2 separate regions of the Homo sapiens genome follow, and region 1 is linked to region 2. A link is a loop called in an ENCODE intact Hi-C map of the cell type or tissue named here. Cell type or tissue: heart right ventricle. All regions are shown on one strand. Region 1 overlaps MICAL2 (microtubule associated monooxygenase, calponin and LIM domain containing 2). Region 2 overlaps USP47 (ubiquitin specific peptidase 47).

The links. Hi-C counts contacts between places; a loop is a spot of excess contacts. Peaks named below come from ENCODE experiments on the same cell type or tissue, not always from the same donor. Only the 100,000 strongest peaks of a DNase experiment are listed, where the experiment ranks them.
Region 1: a loop joins it to region 2, with 2.2 times the contacts of the local background. A loop is called at or near these places in 6 of 110 quality-filtered maps.

What each region holds. Positions count from the first base shown.
Region 1 is chr11:12,246,152-12,251,151 of GRCh38, reverse strand. MICAL2 (microtubule associated monooxygenase, calponin and LIM domain containing 2) reads right to left here. Exons shown (of 28, transcript NM_001282663.2): 22 at 1,906-1,968. Among named protein-coding and RNA genes, the nearest start is that of MIR6124, 85 kb to the right of the region's middle. In heart right ventricle, no CTCF peak of the experiment used is centred here; a DNase peak (open chromatin) is centred at 2,671; H3K27ac peaks cover 1,841 bases.
Region 2 is chr11:11,929,336-11,934,335 of GRCh38, reverse strand. USP47 (ubiquitin specific peptidase 47) reads right to left here. Exons shown (of 28, transcript NM_001282659.2): 12 at 4,771-4,902; 13 at 4,216-4,292; 14 at 3,585-3,640; 15 at 1,220-1,332; 16 at 401-505. Among named protein-coding and RNA genes, the nearest start is that of DKK3, 77 kb to the left of the region's middle. In heart right ventricle, CTCF peaks have their summits at 2,467 and 2,690 (motif pointing left); no DNase peak of the experiment used is centred here.

The DNA.
Region 1 (5,000 bases), 320 kb before region 2:
ATGAAAATAAACTAGAAATATGATCACACACTTGAATGTGTGGCAATATCAAATGGTTCTACAAGTTTCCAACACTTACTCTCTCTCACTTGCTATAATCATGGGATTACAGCCCAGTCCCTGCCTGTGGCCCACACTTTGAGTAGCACTGCTCAGGTTCTCACGATCCTGAGAAATAAATGCTCAACTCATGGAGAAATCCTAGATAAGTCACCCTGGTGTGGACCTCAGGGTTAGAGCCAGTCCAGTGGTTCCTACCAAACAGAAGCATGCATTGATGGCAAGACACCACACTCCTGGGGAGGCTGGTCAAGAGAAGAGCTTATAATTAGGCTGGGAACAATTCATCTAAATGCAAAGTTGGACAATCTGATGATCTGGTCAAAGATGATCATGTTCCAGCCTCTAGTTTTTTTAAGAACTAGTAATTTCAAAGTCCCATGGGACTGCTTTTGCAACCCTTTAAATATCTCTCAATATTCTTGTAATTTTCAAGAATTTAGGTGCTTTTCATTACCTTTTCCTGCCTTTTGAATTCTAATTATTTTTCAGCAAATTAATTAGAACATTTCAGGAGGGCAATCATCTCACATTACACGAGGTTAACCTCACATACGCCATTTCCCTTCTGTGAGCCTCAACTTCTTCATCTGTAAAATGGAGAGACTTCCACCAACCTTGCAGGGCTGAGGAAAAGACTCCTGAAAGAACCTGGGCCATGCAGGAGGCACGCGGCAGATAGTGAGTCCAAAGCACGGCCATTGGGATAAATGCTTGAGGGAATGGATACCCCATTCTCTGTGATGTGCTTATTTCACATTGCATGCCTGTATTCAAACATCTCATGTACCCCATGCATATATACACCTACTACGTACCCACAAAAATTAAAACAAAGCACGGCCGTTTGTGCAGCTTTGCATTTCCATGTTCTGGGACTTCTCTCTTGTCTTAAATCACTTTCCTCTGCACAAGAGTGGCATGGCCCACACAGGACGAGCTCCCTGCCTCCTCTCCCCAGAGCCAATCTAGATAGAAACACGGCGACGCAGCTGTTGTCACACGCACCCATGCCAGAGGCTGCAGACGATGGCTAGACCTCTACAAAGAGGCATTTTCCAAGTGATCCTGTGACCCCACGCAGAATGATGGTCCCCGCCTAGATATCAGAGCGTTCCTCACACTGCACCGAGCTGGCCCATCTCTTCCTCAGTTTGCACTCCCTGAGTGACCTGTCTTATTCACCTCGACATTCCTGGCACAAGGCAGAAACTGCGAATGCAGGAAAAAGCAGGCTCCAGGCCCTGTTTGTGTGAGAACAATGGAAACGTTCCTCCCTGTGCCTGGAACTGAGCCAAGATTACCAGGTGTCCCGGCTACACTTCTCCGCTGAGTTTGGCCACCTGTGGCCACACAGCCTGCCAGGAGCATCGAGCAAGCCCACGTGGGTAAGGCAGCAGTGAGAGCAGAATGTGCAGGGCCTCAGAAGAGAGGGCTCACAGGAAGGGGAGCTTTTGACACGTAGGGCTAGAGGTGGTCTGTTGGATCCACTTGGGCAAGGACATCCTCACTGAGGAGTCCCTGTATGAGAAGACATCAGAGGACAGCCTGTTGGATCTGATTCCTCGGCCATATGCCCAGGGCTGGGGGTAGGAGGGCAGGCAAAGAACTGAAATCACTGTGTTCAAGGGTGTCTGGAAATTACAAGTTCAGAGCTGAGACGCAGGCAGGCCTTAGGGGCTGTGAGCTCCCAGTACAAGCACATGTCTGCCCACCTTCGTCCCCTGGTGCCAGGCACTGTACTGCTGCTGATCATATGCGCTTAACTCCCAGAGCCCTGCAGGTGGGTCTGATAATCCCCCTTTGCAGGTGAGGCAGCTGAAGTTCAGGGAGGCTCTAACTCACCTGAGGATGCACTGTTCTCAAATGGCTGGGATGAAAATGGAACCCTGAAGGTGACTTCTTTTCCTTTAGAAAGAGAGGGATCAACATGCATTTTAGGTAAATAAGCTTTCTTTCCGAATTCTCTTCCACTGGGGAAAGAGAAGCTTTACAGGATACTTCAGGCATTTTGCATAGGTTAGGACATTGCAGTATTCCAGTTACCCTCAAGAGTAGTTGCTGTCCTCTCCACTTTATAGGTTAAGAAACTAATGCTCAGAGAGGTTCACAAACTTGTCCAAGGCCACACAGTGAGTAATTGGTGCTCTGAACTGAAGTCTGATTTGAAACTCATATCCTTCTTCCACACCAGCACTACGCAAATTAAAATCCCCCAAGCTGGGATGCACACAGGAGACCTCCAAAAGGTTGCCTAGCTCTATTCCCAGGATAGAAGGAGGAACAGTGAGGTTGGAGGCAGCCTTGAGACCTGTCCCTGAGATTTATCCTCCTACCAGGTCAAACAAAGGCGGGATGCCCCAGACAAAACTTCCCAGCATTTCCCTGTTTCTCTCTACTATGCAAATCTCTCGAGTAAACCCTGCAAATCCAGTTTTAAAACAAACACCCCAAGGGTAGAGAAAGCTCCTTTTGCAATGCTCAGTGCTCTTCTGACCCTGGAGGACTGAGGGGCAATTCCCAGCCCAGTGAAGGCCCCCACCCCTCCCACTTGCCCAGCTGTGCAAACGCTCAGTGCCTTCTTGTTCCTGCAAGAGCTCAACGGCATGGCAAACAGCCAGCAGCCAATAGCCATTCCATGGGCCAGAGCAGCACAGTGGCCTCCCTTCTGGAAGAGCGAAAGTAACTAACGGCTGATAGGGAGCTGAGATCACAGAAGAGGGCTGGTTTGGTGGGATAGATGAGGAAATGGTTCTGGGGACATAAAACTGGGCATAGGTCTCACAGTCCACAGCCTGGAAAGACAGACTCTGCCAAGGATCTGAGCCCCCCGTGAGAGCCCTCAAGACTCCCTGTGACCATTCAGGCCAAGAAACCCACAGCACCACTCTGAATTTTAAAGTGGAATATCAATCTGAGAGGGCGGGCAAGTGGAGTCTGAAGGCAGAGCCCTGGCTCCCTGTCTTGGAGTCAGCAACTCAAGTTTGCATCCCTGTGAGTAACAATTGCTCCTCATAGTAAGTTTGGCTAAGTCTGTTCCCATGAGGAGATTATTATTCACGGATCCTCGGAATCAGTGTGGAAGACCATAGGGCAGGAACAGAGACATGCTGCCTGCCAGGAAGTTGTCAAGGACTAAGCATCAGTTTCCAAGTGCATTTTTCTTCCTCTTGCTCCCCTGAATTCAGGTGAACTTGGGTCCATTGAGCAAAAAGAGCAGCCCAAAATCTGTTTGGAAGAAGTATTAAGGCCCCAGACTCTAGGAGAGAAACTCCCTGAGCTGCACCAGGATAGAATAAATCTGTTTATCACCAAATCATCACCTACTTTAAGGAACAGCCAGTTCTCTCCCTAGAGGTGGTTGTGATTCTGCCAAATTCTGCATGTGCAAAGCCCAGTGCTGAATCAATGGTGGGGCAGAGTTTGGGGAGTGAGGGAAGTCAAGGCAATGGGTGAGGCTGGCAATATCCTTTCTAAGACTGCTTGAAACCAGAAACTCACCACTCCATCCATAACTGCCTAAAATGGCCTCACAGTGTGACCTGCATGAACCTGCGAGTGTAGGTATTCAGAGAAACTGAGGCACAGAGAGGCTAAGTGACTTGCCCAAGAGTCCATTCTAAGAGGTCCTCCATCATTCCCAGCCATACTGTGAAAGAAACATCAGCCAATAATTAAGATGTTGGAAGCTGTCGAAATAGCCCAATTACATCATCTAATGGCCAACGCTGGCTAGGGAGAAAGAATTTTTTAAAAGAACAAAAATGGGGCAATTGTTCTACCACAACTGGGGAGGAGCAAGGAACAAAGCTGTAGAGGTGGGGACAGCAGATCTGGGGTTGGCCACCCCAAAGCCCTCCCTGTCCCTGAGTGTGAGGGTTTACATGCACACAGCCTCTGGGCCTCTGACAAGGCCTCCATGCATGCGTGGCTTCTGCAGGACACAGGAGAGCACTGGCCTGGGAGTCCGAACGCTGGGCTCCAGTCTCCTCCCTGAGCCTTTGCCTTCTTACCTGTGACTCTGCTCCTGCTCAGTTCTCACCATCACAGGAAGAGCTCTCCAGCCCCCACCCAACCACTCCATTTAAAATTGCCACCCTTCCCTCCCCAGCATTCCAGGTCCCCACCACCAGCTCTAATTTTTTCATAGGAAATATTATCTTGCCCTCTAACACATTATATAATTTACTGATATATTGATTGTTGTAGGCTTGTAGGGTGTAAGCCTCATTAGGGCAGAGATTTAACTCTTATTCATCAATACATATCCTGACAGCCTGAAATGCCTAACAATGGATTTTCATTCAATAAATATTTGTTTACTGAGGGTGGTGATTCACATCTATAGTCCCAGGTACTCAGGGGTGGAAGGCTGAGGCAGGAGGATCACTCGAGTCCCAAAGTTTGAGGACGCAGTGAGCTATGATCATACCACTGCACTCTGTCCTGGGTGACAGAGAGAGACCCTGTCTCCAAAAAAACAAAAAAATTAAATTTGTTGAAGGAATGAATGTTCACACATTGGCTTTTGGAGTGACATTGGTGGAGAAAGCTCCTTTTGCAATGCTCAGTGCTCTTCTGACCCAGGAGGACTGAAGGGTAGCTCCCAGCCCAGTGAAGGGCCCCCCTGCCCAGCTGTGCAAAGGCTGTGCCTTCTTCTTCTTGCAAGAGCTCACCAGCGTGGCAAATGGCCAGCAGCCATGCCACAGACCAGATCAGCAATGGCCTCCCTTCTGGAGGAGCAAAATTAACTAATGGCTGATAGGGAGCCGAGTCCTCAGGGGAGGGCTGCCTGAAGAGCCAGAGACAGCAGCAGGCAGGGCCTCAGCCGGTGTGATGCTGATGTGATGGGGACACGCTTAGTGGCTGACAGCATCTCTGTCTTACCCAGCAGCTCTGCATGTTTCCAGCAGGCTGCTCCCTGCCGTCTCTTAGAAGGA
Region 2 (5,000 bases):
AGTAGATTGTAAACTCCATGAAGGCAGTGACCACGCCTTGTTCACTTTGGTATCTCTAACACCTCATGTTATCTTATTCACTCTAATATCTCTAATGTTTCATATAGTAAACACTCATGAAATGTATGTTAAATGAATAGAAAGAGCAAATAAACATTCTGTTCCTAATTTTAATTCTGGGATCTAGAAACTTCAAATGGCTTCCAGAGGGAGAAAATTTTCAAAATCAACTGACTATGCTCCAAAGGAGAGGTATAAATATACTCGGTAAGAGATAAATTAACCAGTTACCAAGGTTACTGCCAGTGTTTATATAACTATTATCCATTATAAAAACTTGGGAAATTATGTTAATACTGTTGTATTAGTAAGTAAATGCCAATGATGCAATTAAACATACCTTATAAGCCATTTCTACTGCTTCCTTTAATGTCTTATCCTTATGAACCTCCAATTTATTTTCCATCATTACTTGTTTTGTAGGATGCAAACAGAATAATTTTATCTAGAAAATGTAAAATATCATCATCAACTCTGCAGTTCCAAAGTTCAATTCTTCCGTAGATAGCATTTATTCCTAATTGTCAAAATACTGCAATTTTTTAAAAGAACATAATTGAGATCACTCTTCTATCTATTCTTTCTCACTTAGTAATTGACACCAGTTATGTCTCACACCATACAAAAATTCAAAAACATTAATTTTAACAACTGCATGTTTCCTTATAAGCATGTATCATATTTATGTAATCATTCCCCTACCAATATACATTTGTGTTGTTTCCAATTTTTCCCTAATTTGGAAAATGCTATAATGAATATCCCTGTAATCAAGATTATTACAGTAATTATGATTATTTCCTTAGGTAATTCCATAAGAGAAATTATATTAAAAAATATGATTTTGCTTAAGGCTCTTGATAAATACTACTCAATTTCTATCCAGTTTTTACGGATTTATTTTCTTTTAGTAGGATAAGAGAATGTGTCTACCTCAACTGTGGCTTCACCAGCACTGAGCACCGTCACTACATGTTACTGGGTTTTTACACATCAAATCAAATCAAATTTTACCTTTATAGTATAGTTGGTTACACTGTTCAATGATCATGATAGCATAATTGTCTCAGAATCAACCCAATGAGTTAGTCATTAGAATTGCAGGTAAGCGAGCTTAAAAATAGCACTTTCAATTAAAAATAAAATGATGGAATTCAACCTTGCATGTATTGCGCTCAATTTCTCGTTGTCTCTTTTCTTGTTCTTCCAACTCTCTCTCTTTCTGCACCAAGTTTTTAATATGTTCTGGGTATTCATCCACTTCTAGAAATTCTATTAGTAATAAAAACAGGATAAGACAGTGTCACTGAAACTGAGCTGCCTTTATTCATCCTGCTTCACTATGCTCTCATGGTATATACTTCTACTGTAGCACTCATGGAGATATATCTCCATTACATCCTTCTCTCAACTTGGAATACAAGCTTCGTCCAGAAAAGGGTTAAGAGACAGTTAACAGGGACACATGGTTAGGTCCATATCTTAAAGAGCCATGTATTTATTCAAAATGGCTCTTGGCTCCAGAACAACTCCAGTATGTGGATTAATATTTTAGAATGAAAAAGCTCTCTGCAACTTGAAAATAATTTCTGACTTCAAATCATGCCATCCCCATCAAACTGTGTGACCTTGGGCAAGTTTACTTCTCCAAATGTAGGTCTCTTCAGCTTATTAATATCATCTACCCCATAAAGTTACTACCTGAGATACAATAAAACTTAATAAATACTGCTGCTGTTGCTGCTACTGAGTACTACCCATTTGTTTACTATTATCTTTCCTGTGTTCTCAAAGCAGTCTTTAGCTGCTTCCTAACCAAAGAATGCAGAGTCATAAAACTGACACCTTCATCTATTGGATTTCTCCCTCTCTATATGGTCAAGATTCATTTGAATACAAAAAGTGATGATTATGTGATATAGTTTGGACATCTGTCCTCGCCCAAATCTCATGTTGAATTGGAATCCCCAATACTGGAGGTGGGGCCTGGTGGGAGATGTCTGGGTCAAGCCTCATGGCTTGGTGCTTTCTTTGCCATACTGAGTTCTCATGAGTTCTGGTCATTTAAAAGTGTGTGGCACCCCTCCCCCAACCCCGGAACTTGCTTGCTCCTGCTTTTGCCATGTGAAATGCCTGCTCCCATATTGCCTTCTGACATGACTGAAAGCTCCCTGAGGCTTCATCAGAAGCTGGGCAGATGCTAGCATCATGCTTCCTGCAAAGCCTGCAGAACTGTGAGACAATTAAATCTTTCTTTATAAATTACTCAGTTTTGGGTATTTCTTTATAGCAATGCGAGGACAGCCTGATATAATTTGTGAGGCTACTTTTAAACAATTAGTTAAAAGAATAAAGTATATGCAAAAAATCATTACTATAGACTCACATATAATCATTTTTACGAAAGTTTTTCTTAATAATTACAACTTCATATGTAACTCAAAGCATTCAAAGGGACAATATGAAATTATGACACCATTTAATAAAGCCAATGATTATTTGGCATTAAAAAGGGGAAAAAAATTTTATCAAAAACAGCATGTGTCCGTAAAAGGTAAAAGCTGTTGTTTCTAGGAAAGAACTCTAATTTAAAAAATATTCCATGTCATGTCATACAGCGCCCTCTGGTGCTTTATAACAAAACTAGAGTTGGGGGAGTAAAAGAAGGCTGAGTTATTGCACTATTGGAAGGTTGGGTCCACGTGAGGGACATGAATTACAATACTGGCTCTGCTTCCAGATAGCTATGACCTGGGTCAGCTTACTCTTTGGGGTAGTTTCTTTATAATACAGTACAAATGATTACTTCTGCTCTTAAATCTCTGTTCTGAAATGACTTACTATAATTTCCATTTATTTTTTCAATAATTCCATAGTAAATTATTGAACATTACTATATGACAGATCCTAGAATATACTTTATGTGAAAAGATGAGTAAGTCCTAAGCCTTGTACCAATTGAATTCACCATCTAATGAGGGTTTACAAAAATGTGAATAAAAACATAATGCTTGAAACAGATTTACTAATAGCAACGGTAGTGTCTAAACAAAGGAAATATACTGAAATCAAAGATTGTGATTATATTTTTTTTAATTATGAAAAGACTATGAGCAAACACATCACCTGTATATGTATCTGTACACACCCCCCTAGATATTTGTAATACAGCCTGAGTCAGAATTAGCAAGAAAAAACAAACACTGCAATATTTTAAAAGCAATAATTCCAAAAATGTTATCGTCCCTACATCAGACTGCACATAATATAATCTTACTACTAATAAACATTCAATTTATTTAATGTAGTTTTGTCTCTTCATATATTAAAAAATAATTCAACAACATTTTTTCAAGGTCCTTAACATTTGGTATTATTTTGTAACAGTCTTTGTAAATAATTCTTCCAGGCATAAAACAACTTAATTATCCTATCATTTAAAAGTAGTTATCTGGGTTTGCAAACTTACAAAAGAAATTAGTTTATAACACAAATTAAAATCAAATAACTGTAGGTAAACATACTTGCATTTCTGGCTGGATCCTTCAGTCTATAGATCAGCATATATGCATTTGTGGAACTAGTAGAAACATAAAAAAGATTAATAAGGACAAAAAGTAGATTAAAAAGATTCCACTTCTAAGCATGAAATATTTAAATTGTGATTTTTTAAAAAACAATTAGAAAATCATGTCACTGTTCACAGACACACTGAGATTTAAAACATTCCAGATAAGAGGAAAATCTGTTTCCTCTTATCACATTTAGAGAAGATTCCGTATCTCCTCTTGGTAATACAGTAAAGTCTTTAACAAAACTGTGTATTGGAATGTCTACATACAACAGTTAAGTCAGGGGCCAGCAAGTTGTTTCCAGCAAGGACCAAATAGTAAAAATCACAGGCTTTGCAGGCCATATGGTCTGTGCTGCAACTACTCAACTATGTTATTATAGTGTAAAAGCATTAACACATAATATAGAAACAAATGGCTATGTCAGTGTTCAAACTTTATTTCCAAAATATGGAGGCAGGTTGGATTTGGCTCATGGGTTGTAGTTCCTCAATCCCTTGGTTAAATCTTTGATGATAAAAAAACACTGAGAAGCTATAATTAATTCTAACTTTTAAACACTGAAAATTAGGAAATTGCTTACCTTGCGAAAGCACTAGAATAATATCCTCTGCTTCCTGAAGATCCACCATGTGTTTTCTTAATGTCCTCTTGTGTTATCTGAAAATGTGTTACATGATTTTTTTTGCAAATTCTATAACACTATCACATTAACGTCAATATGTAACTCAATCTTTAGCCTCAGAGTTAAATGCTATCAAAGACCTTCATGATTGCTCACACAGCTACCAATTCACAAAATTTAATCATAATCAGTGGCTGCTTACCAGCCAGCCAGTTCTAGTATTCCTAATCACACGTGAAGCACAAGTAGCACCTATGAAGGTTCAGGCCCAGAGGAAAATTGGTAGTCTATCTCTGGAGATATTCAGCAAGCCCCAAACAAAACAAAGCAAAACAAAGAAATAATAAACAAAGGCAAGAACTTTACTAAAAGCAAAAATTAAAGACAGATTTGATATGGGTCTTAAGATGTATCACTAGACAGATTCACTCATTCTTAATAAACTTTACTGTTGTTTAGAAACATCCTTACTCCCACCTTTCAGAGTAATAATCTTAAAGGACACCTCCTTACCCTGCTGACATGTTGATCATTGAAGCTGTACCACTGCTCATCACTGAATGACTTTATACATGCATAATAATGACCACCAGCAGCGCTCCCAGAATGAACCATAACAGAGAAAAGTTCATAGATCAAGGAATTCTAAGGGGAAAAAATAAAAGTAACTCAGAGGAGAAGGAAAACACAACCCTTATTTGTGTATTTCCTATTCTCTGTTAACACACAGAGAAGTAACATGG